Regions from separate parts of the Mus musculus genome. Here region 1 is linked to region 2. A link is a loop called in an ENCODE intact Hi-C map of the cell type or tissue named here. Cell type or tissue: heart. All regions are shown on one strand. Each heading gives the region's core, and the rest is flanking DNA. Links, peaks and the distances in the headings are about the cores only.

The links. A loop is a pair of places that touch in the nucleus more often than their neighbours do. Peaks named below come from ENCODE experiments on the same cell type or tissue, not always from the same donor. Only the 100,000 strongest peaks of a DNase experiment are listed, where the experiment ranks them.
Region 1: it touches region 2 in a loop (3-fold over the local background); 1 of 42 quality-filtered maps calls a loop at or near these places.

The regions. Positions count from the first base shown.
Region 1 is chr17:45,513,418-45,518,781 of GRCm38, forward strand. It overlaps Aars2 (alanyl-tRNA synthetase 2, mitochondrial), which reads left to right. Exons shown (of 22, transcript NM_198608.2): 6 at 1,075-1,220; 7 at 1,368-1,476; 8 at 1,828-1,866; 9 at 1,983-2,094; 10 at 2,528-2,661; 11 at 3,036-3,180; 12 at 3,404-3,576; 13 at 3,685-3,798; 14 at 3,896-4,036; 15 at 4,276-4,413; 16 at 4,495-4,604; 17 at 4,733-4,841; 18 at 5,121-5,243. Among named protein-coding and RNA genes, the nearest start is that of Tcte1, 7.3 kb to the right of the region's middle. In heart, for the core only: a CTCF peak has its summit at 3,278 (motif pointing right); a DNase peak (open chromatin) is centred at 3,304.
Region 2 is chr17:45,721,380-45,726,743 of GRCm38, forward strand. Gm35456 (a long non-coding RNA gene) reads right to left here. Exons shown (of 7, transcript XR_385596.4): 1 at 4,965-5,364; 2 at 3,940-4,257; 3 at 2,599-3,530. Among named protein-coding and RNA genes, the nearest start is that of Gm35456, 2.8 kb to the right of the region's middle. In heart, for the core only: a CTCF peak has its summit at 3,073; a DNase peak (open chromatin) is centred at 3,042; H3K4me3 peaks cover 1,496 bases; H3K27ac peaks cover 1,747 bases.

The DNA of each region.
Region 1 (5,364 bases), core at 310-5,309, 210 kb before region 2:
CATTCAGCCTGTTTCTTATAGGACCCAGGACCACCACCAGCAGCCTAGGAATTGCTCTGCCCACAGTGGGCTGGGTCCTCCCACATCCATCATTAATCAAGTAAATAACACCACAGGCGCAATTGCCCACAGGACAGTACGGTGAGGCAGTTTCTCAGTGGAGATTTCTTTTTCCAAGATGACGCTAGCTTGTGTCACGTTGACACAGACCCAGCCAGCAGAGATGGGGTGTGCTTCAGGGATGCTCTGTCCATGGAAATTGAGCAGGTGATGGCCACTATGGGCCTTTTAATACTCAGCACTAGCCCCACAAGGTCCAGGGAGTCCTATGCCACCGTTGGCTTTTCCAAAAGGCCATTCTGTTGCTTTGGGGTTTGGGTTTGTTTGGGGTTTTTTTAGTTGTTTTTGTTTTGTTGTTGTTGTTCATTTGTTTTTGTTTTGTTGGTTTTTGTATTTCATTTTTTTCAAGACAGGGCCTCTCTGTATAACTCTGGCCATCCTGGAATTTGCTCTGTATACTAGGTTGGTCTCAGACTCAGAGATCTGCCTGCCTCTGCCTCTGCCTCTGCCTCCCCAGTGCTGGGAAGACCATTCTAGGCATTGTTTACTACTCTGGTTGTTGGCGAGAACCTGGGAGAGTGGGACCTAAAAATGAGGCAGACTAAAGCCCCATGCAATAACCAACTTTATTCAGAGCATCAGACAATTTATTGATAAAACGAGTCACCTTCTTACAAGAGTAGGGGGTGTACAGTCACAGGTATACAACCCACATGTGACAAAAACATTTTTTTCTATAGAGGCGTATGAATAGCAACAGCTGAAGTAAACTCACTCCTATCCACTACCCATGGAGGAGCATGAAAACACATTCCAAGAACAGCTCTTGTGTTTTGAAGAAACTAGGATTTCTGGGAGTTTTCTCACAAGTGCAGAGAATTCTCACAGGATGTCCATTCTTGGGCAGCAGGCGTTCCTACAGGATGTGGTGGTCAGTTTTATGGCTGTGAACAAGCATGCACCTGGGCCAGGTCAGGCAGGCCCAACACCTGTGGCTACTCTCCTGCCTTACAGAGCTGCGGGGCTCCCCCTTACTCTGGCCGGGTAGGGGCAGCAGATGAGGGACGGATAGACACAGCGTACCGAGTGGTAGCCGATCACATCCGCACACTCAGTGTCTGCATTGCTGACGGTGTCTCCCCGGGGATGTCAGGTGCCCCGTGAGTCTGGAAGGGCAGGGCTGGGAGGGGGGAAATGGGGAGGTGAAGTCAGGTCAAGAGCTCAGAGGGAATAGGCGAGCACCCCACTCCCCGTATTGCTGGCTGGATGATGCTAGGCGGTCACGTCTGTGCTCTGAAACCCTCCAGGCTAGTTCTCCGTCGGATTCTCCGCCGAGCTGTGCGCTATTCCACAGAGGTCTTGCAGGCACCTCCTGGCTTTCTAGGCAGCCTGGTGCCAGTGGTGGTAGAGACACTGGTAAGTACAGAACCTCCTCCTTTCTGCAGGCCTTCTGAGCCCTTGGGAGCCTACCACTGAGCCCCAGCTGTGTCCCACCCTCACTGTCCAGTCCTGCACCCCGTCAAGGAGGCTGAGAGAGCTGGTCTTGCTCACAAAAAGCAGGGAGACCTTGGAAGGACGTTCATTCAGGGTGCTGGACCTTTGACCTCAGGGTTCCCTTCCACTTATATGCCTGCCCCACTGGGAAGTCACTTCCTTATTTGAGTCCCTCCCCAGTTCTCAAAGCATCTGAGCCCCCTGGGCGGGTGTCCCTTGATGCCGGTAAGGAGGAAGGGTGGGCTGTTTATCTCTTCTCTCCCACACCCCCAGGGATCTGCTTATCCAGAACTTGAGAAGAACTCAGTCAAGGTATTGATTGAGGTGGGGAGGGTGGGTGGGGGTGGGGAGGCTGCCCGAGAGCTGTAGGGAGAAGCCCGTCGTCTCCAAGGAAACCCAGATCCACTCCCTGCCCTGCCTCGGTTCAGATAGCCAGCCTGGTGTCAGAGGATGAGGCAGCCTTCCTGGCCTCCCTGCAGCGGGGCCGGCGGATCATCGATCGCACCGTCAAGCGCCTGGGCCCTTCTGATTTGTTCCCTGGTGAGTTGGGAGCCTGGCCAAAGCAAAGGGATTCTCAGGCTCGCCAGGGTGAGCGGAGGCCCAGAGCTTTTGGCCTACCAAGGACTTCAGACTCACACACCCCGCCCCCAGTCCCCAGCTTCTGCCGGAAGTTTCTCCCAGTTGCTTTAAACCTGAGCACCACAGGAACCCTGCCCTGCCACCCCCTCTCCTAACCACCCACCCACCCAGCCCTTGTTACCAAAGTCAGCTTCATGCTTAAACCGAGACCACCAAAATGCATTGAGTTCTCATCTTTATCTGACCTTGGAACCCGAAGTTTCAAAGTTTCAAGATGGCGCCTCACACACTAGAGGGGTTCGTGTGACTGAAAAAAAACCCTAAGCTGGCTTACTTCCTTCTCTTCCCTTTGATCTGCCACTCCCACCCTCAACCCTCTGCTCTGTGTCCTCAGCCGAAGTGGCCTGGTCATTGTCGCTGTCTGGGAATCTGGGGATTCCCCTGGACCTGGTGGAGCTGATGCTGGAGGAGAAGGGGGTGAAGCTGGACACGGCAGGACTGGAGCAGCTAGCCCAGAAGGAGGCTCAGGTACAGGCCGCCAGGCTCGGCAGTGACCCGGCCATTCCTCCCTCAGCCCTTAGAGGTAAGGAGACAGAACCACGGGCCCTGCTCGGTCTGTAGAGAGGAGCATCAGCCCCAGTGACCAAACAGAAGGAGAAGAAAGGGCCAGGGGTGCTTGTGGGCAAAGAGACCTGACCCTGAGGCGCCTGTCCTGTCTAGTTTACTAGCCACCTAAGATAGCTCTCTAGAGGCCAGCAAACCCCCTTAGGTCTCATTCCACGCAAGCTGCAGGGTCCACAGAGACAGGGCTTTCAAAGGCTCAAGTCCTATCCCATGGAGTTCTCTGTGCACCTGACACCCCCTCAACACCTCCCTGCCACCCACACACGATTGTATTGCAGCACCGGGCCCAGCAAGCAGAGGCAGATCAGGAGGACCGATTGTGTCTTGATGTCCACGCACTGGAGGAGCTGCACCGTCAAGGCATACCCACAACTGATGACAGCCCCAAGTATAACTACACTCTTCACCCCAACGGGGATTATGGTGAGAACCTAGACCCAGGCTGGTAGGCACAAGCTTACCTGACCTTGACTGGGAAGGAGAGAAATGATAGCTACCAGCCTCTTGCATTGCCCAAAGTATCCAGCAGGGGTCACTACCTCCTTCATCTGGAAATGCCTTCTCCTTCACCCTCTAAAGCCTCATCCCAAACCCATCATCACATCCCCGGGGCCCTAACACTGATAAATCCTTCTGCTTCTGGCAGAGTTTGGCCTCTGTGAGGCCCGGGTGTTACAGCTGTATTCAGAGACTGGGACAGCCGTGGCCTCCGTGGGAGCAGGCCAGCGCTGTGGCCTCCTATTAGATAGAACCAACTTCTACGCTGAACAAGGGGGTCAGGCTTCAGACCGAGGCTACCTTGTCCGTACAGGGCAGCAGGTGAGTGTCAGACACCCGGGATGGCTCCCGTGGGAGGCAGATGTGAGGCCACACCAGTGGCGAGACATGACCACAAGCAGTCATCTGACTACCTCCTCTTCTCCCCAGGACATGTTGTTCCCTGTGGCTGGGGCTCAGCTCTGTGGGGGTTTTATCCTGCATGAGGCCATGGCTCCCGAGCGCCTACAGGTGGGGGATCAAGTGCAGCTGTATGTAGATAAGGTAAGGCGCCTACTCCGGCCGCTCTTGATGTCTTGTAGCCCCTCCACCTCCCCTCCCCGGCCCTCACCCAGGACCCTGGGTAACAAAAGCGTTCTAGGCCTGGCGAATGGGATGCATGGTGAAGCACACGGCCACCCACCTGCTGAGCTGGGCCCTTCGGCAGACCCTCGGACCGACCACCGAGCAGCGGGGCTCCCATCTCAACCCCGAGCGGCTGCGCTTTGACGTGGCCACCCAGGTGAGCTGGACACAGAAAGACGGACTTTATGGGAAGTGGCATGCTCCAAGACAGACTAGGATCGACCATTGTCGAGGACCCGGGGCTATGGGTTGGTACCACGGTACTGTTCCTTGGACCCTCACCTCAGCAAGGCCACCCTATTCAGGACGGTACTTTTACCTCCAGTTACTCCTCACCTTGTGGGCAGAAGCAGTTACAAAACCTCTGCCTATCGCTCTGTGTCCCCGCCCTCCCAGACCCTACTAACCACAGAGCAGCTACGGACAGTAGAGAGCTACGTGCAGGAAGTCGTGGGGCAGGATAAGCCTGTGTTCATGGAGGAAGTGCCCCTGGCACACACTGCCCGCATCCCCGGCCTTCGCTCACTGGATGAGGTGAGTCGTAGACGGTAATCCCGGAAGGCTTCCCTTGTCCGTTGCAGGCAGCTGACGGCCCTTGCCCCGCCTTCCTCTCAGGTGTACCCAGACCCCGTCCGGGTGGTGTCCGTTGGGGTTCCTGTTGCCCACGCACTGGGGCCAGCCTCCCAGGCTGCAATGCACACCTCCGTGGAGCTGTGCTGTGGGACGTGAGTCACTCTTGGGTCACCCTGCCCCTGAGCCCTGGATCCTCGTCCTCCCTTAACCTTGGCAGCCACCATCCCTTGCTTTGGGCTCGGACTTCTCCCTTATCACCCCTTTCCCCGACTTCCTCTAGGCACCTGCTAAGTACCGGGGCCGTGGGAGACTTGGTGATCATTGGGGAACGGCAGCTGGTCAAGGGCATCACTCGCCTACTGGCCATCACTGGGGAGCAGGCCCAACAGGTTAGAATACTAGAAGCCCTGGAGACTTCTGAATGGGGGGTTGGGGGTGGAGGGGTGAGGGGAACACACAGCTGACACCCAGGCTCAGCAGTGCCCAGTGGTAACACACACTGCTGGGACGTAGCATCTGCTGGCAGCTAGCAGCAGCTAATTTAGGCCTGGTTCCTTGACTGGCCCCAACCGGCAAACATTTCTAATACTGCCCAGACTGCAGTGAGGTGTGAGACCCTGTCCTAGGAGGGTGACTGTATGCCTTCACATTCTTGTCCCCTCCCATAGGCCCGAGAGGTAGGCCAGAGCCTGTCTCAGGAGGTGGAAGCAGCCAGCGAGCGACTAAGTCAGGGCAGCCGAGACCTGCCGGAAGCTCACCGGCTATCTAAGGACATAGGACGTCTCACCGAGGTCAGGGGCCACCCTCACCACTCCAGTCCCTACCCTCCACTGGCCGTGTCCCCTCCTCTGTCCCTTCCTGGACCCTTCCCGTCCCTCCCAGCCTTCCAGCCGGCCTAGATGTTTGTCTTCA
Region 2 (5,364 bases), core at 217-5,216:
CAAGGTTGATGTTGAGAATCGGCCTCCGTCAATCCTTATTCTTTGAGGCAGGCTTTCTCAATCAAATCCAGAGCTCTCTGATATGGCTGACCTTGCTAGACAGCTCTGGGGATCAAGTCCCTTCTTCTGTCTCCCAGGATTGGAATGACACACAGGCTGCCAAGCTCATCTGTCCTTTACGTGAGTTTTCAGGAGATTCGAACTCTGGTCCTCATCTTTATGTGACAAACTTTATCTACTGAGTCACCCGTCTCCAGCCTCACGAAGACAGGATTTTCAGGGGATCCTGACACCTCATTGATGCTCTCAACATCTCCCAATCTAGAATGATCTTGCTAAACCCTAGAGCCTGGAAAGGGCCAGGAGGACACAGTGAAGTCCATAGTCTCTCTCTCTCTTTTTTTTTCAAGACAGGGTTTCTCTGTATAGCCCTGGCTGTCCTGGAACTCACTCTGTAGACCAGGCTGGCCTCGAACTCAGAAATCCACCTGCCTCTGCCTCCCAAGTGCAGGAATTAAAGGCGTGCGTCACCACCGCCCAGCTCCATAGTCTCTCATAAGAGCTCTGTCTTAGTTTGGGTTTTACTGCTGTGAACAGACACCATGACCGAGGCAACTCTTAGGAAAACAACATTTAATTGGGGGTCAGGGATTTATCCCGTGACTTTCTTGCCAGTTAATTTCTTCACTTCTCAGACACAGCAAGGTGTCTCTTAGCAACTTCAGCCAACTGGGAAGAAAACTGAGGCCCAGAAATGCACAGTGATTTGCCGGAGGCCACACAGCAATGGTGGAAATGTCTGGCAGCCAAGGCCAGCGCTTTTGTTTCTCCAGAAGGCCAGGGCATAAAAATAAGAATATGTAAAAACAGCCTGAGCTCCGTCTCCTTGGCAGCGTGGCATTGGCAGACTTTTTGCTCAATTCTGCTTCCCTCAAATGGTTAAGAATGCTGGCTGCTTTGCAGACAGGAGCCTAGCATGGATGTCCTCTGAGAGGCTGCACCCAGAAGCTGACTCAGACAGATGCAGATGTTCACAGCCTAACAGTGGATGGAGCTTGGGAACTCTTATGGAAGAACAGGAGGGATTGAGGGCCCGGAAGGGGATAGGAACTCCACAGGAAGACCAGCGGAGCCAACTAACCTGGACCCTTGGGAGCTCCCAGAATCGGAACCAAAGAACAACCACGGGCTGAACCTAGGCCTCCCCATGCAGATGTGCAGCTTGGTCTTCATGTGGGTCCTGAACAGCTGGATCCCCTAAACATCCCTAAAGCTGCTGCCTGTACTGTGGAATATGTTCTTCTAGCTGGGCTGCCTTGTCTGGCATCAGTGGGAGAGGATGGGTAGGGCATATGGGGAGGGCAGGGGGGCATCCATCCTCTCAGAGGGGAATGAGGGGGGGATGGGAAAAGGATTGGGGGAGGGAGTGACTGGGAGGAGGGACAATGATTGGGATGTAAATTGAATTAAAAAAAAAAAAAAGTACTGGTTGCTTTCCGCAGAGGACCCAAAGTGGCAGTTTACAGCATTGTCTTCCAGCCTCCACCGTCTCTAGGCATACCTGAGGTGTACATACATACATGTAGGCAAAGCACTCACACATACACACAAATACATTTTTCCCCCTCTGAGACAGGGTTTCTCTGTATAGCCCTGGCTGTCCTGGAACTCACTTTGTAGACCAGGCTGGCCTCGAACTCAGAGATCTGCCTACCTAATGCTGGGATTAAAGGCGTGCGCCACCACCTCCCAGCTCACAAATATATTGCAAAAAAAACCCAAACCAAACCAACCCAAAACCTTGTAAAATCTACACAAAACATGCTGTTTAACTATTTTCAAAACGTAGAGTTGAGTGGCAGTTCACACATGTGTGCTGGTGTGTGGAGTCGTTGCCACACCGCTCCAAGCCTCACTTCTGTCTAAGTCAGCTTCTATCTCTCCCCAGTGCTCCACTGTCTCTGGAGATTTCCTCTAATGGCCACTTCATGTACCAGGGAACCAGAAGGGAGGTGCTTTCTGTGCCCTTTTTTGCTCGTTTGTTTCTCCTCCTCCTCCTCCCTTTTCCCCCTTCCCCTAAACTCAGAGAGATCTCCCTGCCTTTGCCTCCCAAGTGCTGGGATTAAAGGTGTGTGCCACCACACCTGGCTCCACTCCCTTAAATTGGGTTTTCATTACAGCCATCCTAGCCCTTGTGAATGGCATCTCACTCTATGCATGTGCATTTAGAGCTGTTTTATTTTTAGTTCTATATCTGTGTATGGATAAATGCACATACGTGCAGGTGCCCTGGGAGGCCAGAAGAGGGTACCAGAACCTCTGGGAGTTGTGAACCACCTGATATGGGCACGGGAATCAAACTTGGGTCCTTTGCAAGAGGTAGGACATGCTTTTAGCCACTGAGCCATTTTTATCACCCCTTACGGAGGCTTTATTTTATTTTGTTTGTTTGTTTTATTTTGAGACAGGGTTTAACCATGTACCCCTGGCTGGCCTGAAACTGACTATAGAGACCAGGCAGGCTTTGCACTCAAAGATCCACCAGGCTTTGTCTCTCAAGTACTGGAATAAAAGCATGTTCATACCCAGCCCACTCACCGCGGTTTTAATTTACATCTTCGGAGGACTAATCCAACATCGTCTTTGCCCTTAAGCAAAGCAGGTCCCCACTCACGCCCCTGTCTCCTCCTCTACACCGAGCCGTGGGAGAGTTAGATGAGTGGATTTTGGGAAGATTTAGCTTCACGGTAGACACACAGCAGGGCTCCTAAGACAAACTCAGTCGCTCTAGCGCTTGTGAAATCCTGGCGGAGACTGGCTGCTTCGTGGGTCTCCTGGCTCTGACCGGCATTCTTCAGTGTAAGTTACAGGAGCTCCCCCTTACTTAGCGTCCCCATCCTCTTTCCTGAGCACGCGGGAAGTCACACCGAGCTTCTGCATTCAGAGGTAGAGCTAACATTCTGGAGGGCAGCGATCTCCGCACGCCTCTTTGTGTTTCTATCCATTCTTGGTAGTCCTTTGCCTTCCCAGCGGAATGCCCTTCAGACTACTCAGCTACTGCCGCATAGTGGACAGTCTTGGAAGTGCATCTCTCCCAGGCTGGGCTGCAGGTCTCCTAGGTTCCTTCTCCTTTGCTTGGAGTGGGGACAAACAAGGGACACAATTTCCATCCCAAGGTCGCCACGAACCAGTCAGAACCATCCTCTACAACTCCCTTTCTTCCTGCTCTGCTGCCCCACAGCCCCTCCAGTTTTCCCAAGAGCACCCCCGAAAATCACGAAGCCAAGCTTGCTCAGTTCAGGATCTTGCTACAGGGGCTCTGGCATAAGACTGTAGAGCACCCACTGTGTGTAACACCTTGTGCAAAATGCTGAGACAGACAGAAGAAAACCATCTGTGATTCCTCCTGCATCCGCGCTCAGTGCTGGCTTGGGCTAATCCAAAGTAGCAGAAATACCAGTCGGCTGCGTTGCTGTCACTATGCGCAAGCGCAAGGTTGAACACTTGCGATACGAGACTTTCTTTGAACTCTGTAACAGAAAACAAAGGCCCAGCAAGGTCAATATTTTGGTGAGGTCGCACGGCCTGGAAGTGGAGGCACCCACTGTGAGCAGTGCTCCTTTATAGTGTCTCCTCTTAGTAGGGAACCACACGCAGACCCACCAACTGATGCATGCAGAGAGAGGGTCGCTCTCCAGGCCGCTACGGACTAGTAGAAGGGACTTTTGCAACTGGTCTTGGCAAACATCCATGGGGCTAGAGAGATGGCTCAGTAGTTAAGAACACTAGATGCTCTCTCTTCCAAAGGACCTGAGTTTGCTTCCCGGCATTCCGTGGTAAGCTGCTCACAACTGCCGGTAACTTCAGCTGTAGGGGACCTAACAACCATCTCTGGTCTCCTGGCACCCTGTCCCCAAGAGAGAGGGGAGGACCGATTACCTGGGTGTCAGTAGGGCAGGCCCCTTTGAAGACTGTCTCGAAGTTGTCCCAGTAAGCCAGCCTCAGGGAGCTGCCACAGCTGAGGTACCACCATTAGCTGGACCCTTGTGGGAGAGCCCTTCCATGACATCATCAGTCAGACTCTAGGCATCAAAACTATCAAGTCAGGCTGTTGAACAGGATTAGAGCACTGAGTGCCGAAACTTCTAGGCATCTCTGCTCTTCCCAAGCAGAGTGACTTTGTGGAAGCTGTGTATCTTCTCTGCTTTGAGGAGATCATCTGCTGAATTCGGAGCATGGCTGTCTCCGGCCTCTGGACTTGAGAGCGAAGTGAGATTCTTTCAGAGCAGGTAGAACACAGCCTTGTGTGTCACAGACGCCAACACTATTATTTTTATTGTTATTACAGAAGGCCAGGCCAGGCAAGTCTAAGACTCCCAACTTACTCAGGGGCATTGATCTCTTTCTGATGTTTCCTGACCCCCTCTGTGTTCCTGGGATCAAGATTAGTGGGGGTTGAGTGACAGGCCACTCAATGGTTAAAGTCCAGGTCAGTTTAGACTTGAGTTCAAGCCCCAGGACCCCTCCCAACTGCCTTCTATAAACACCCCCATTCCCATATACAGACAAAACAAATACAAATGTAATCAAGTTAAAAGGAGAAAAAAAAGATAAAGGTTCCTGCCACCCTGTGTCCCTGCCCTCCCCTTCTGGCCACATCTGTCCCACACAGGGCCTCTTGTGTCTCCCGACTCCTGCCCTGGGCAGCAGCAGGACCTAGAAGAGCTGAGGGGGAGGGGGTGTCTCAGGGATACCACTCTGGACAGTAAAGAATGACTCTGGTCCCCAGCCTTGGGCTTTGGGGAGGGGGCGGCTAGCTGTTGATTTGGTGCCCTGCACCTGTGCAGAACCCAGCTCCCATGTCTTGTGCCTGCTCGCCCGCCCTGGCAGGCCCCACGCCTGGTCCAGGGGACTTTTATGGGCTCTTAGTAAACAAATAGTGCTTTATTTGTTTCTCAGCTCACCTGGTGCATGGAGTCCCGGTTAGCCTGTGGAGGCAGAGGCCACAACTGTGAGGAGCCCGGAGCTGGTGGGGGAGGCTGGGGCAGTGGCCTTCTCTGAAGGATCGTGGCTGGGGGCATTTCCTGTTTCAGGCAGGTGCTGGTGTTTGAGAAGCCAGGGCCACGTGCAGGGTGAGGCCCAGAACAAGGGCCACACCTACTGGAGGCCCTTTCCAGCCCAGAGCCTCATGCTGCAGTGACAGGGCACTTCTGTTCCTGGCTTCCAAGGGCCCTTTTGAAAAGCAGCAGGTGCTTTCACCATAGCAGTTCTGAGGTTGACCTGGTCTCCCCTTCCCTAGCCCCCAGCCCTAGAGTATTGGGAAGTGTACCTGAGACACCTTACTACTCCACAGCTATTTCAGAG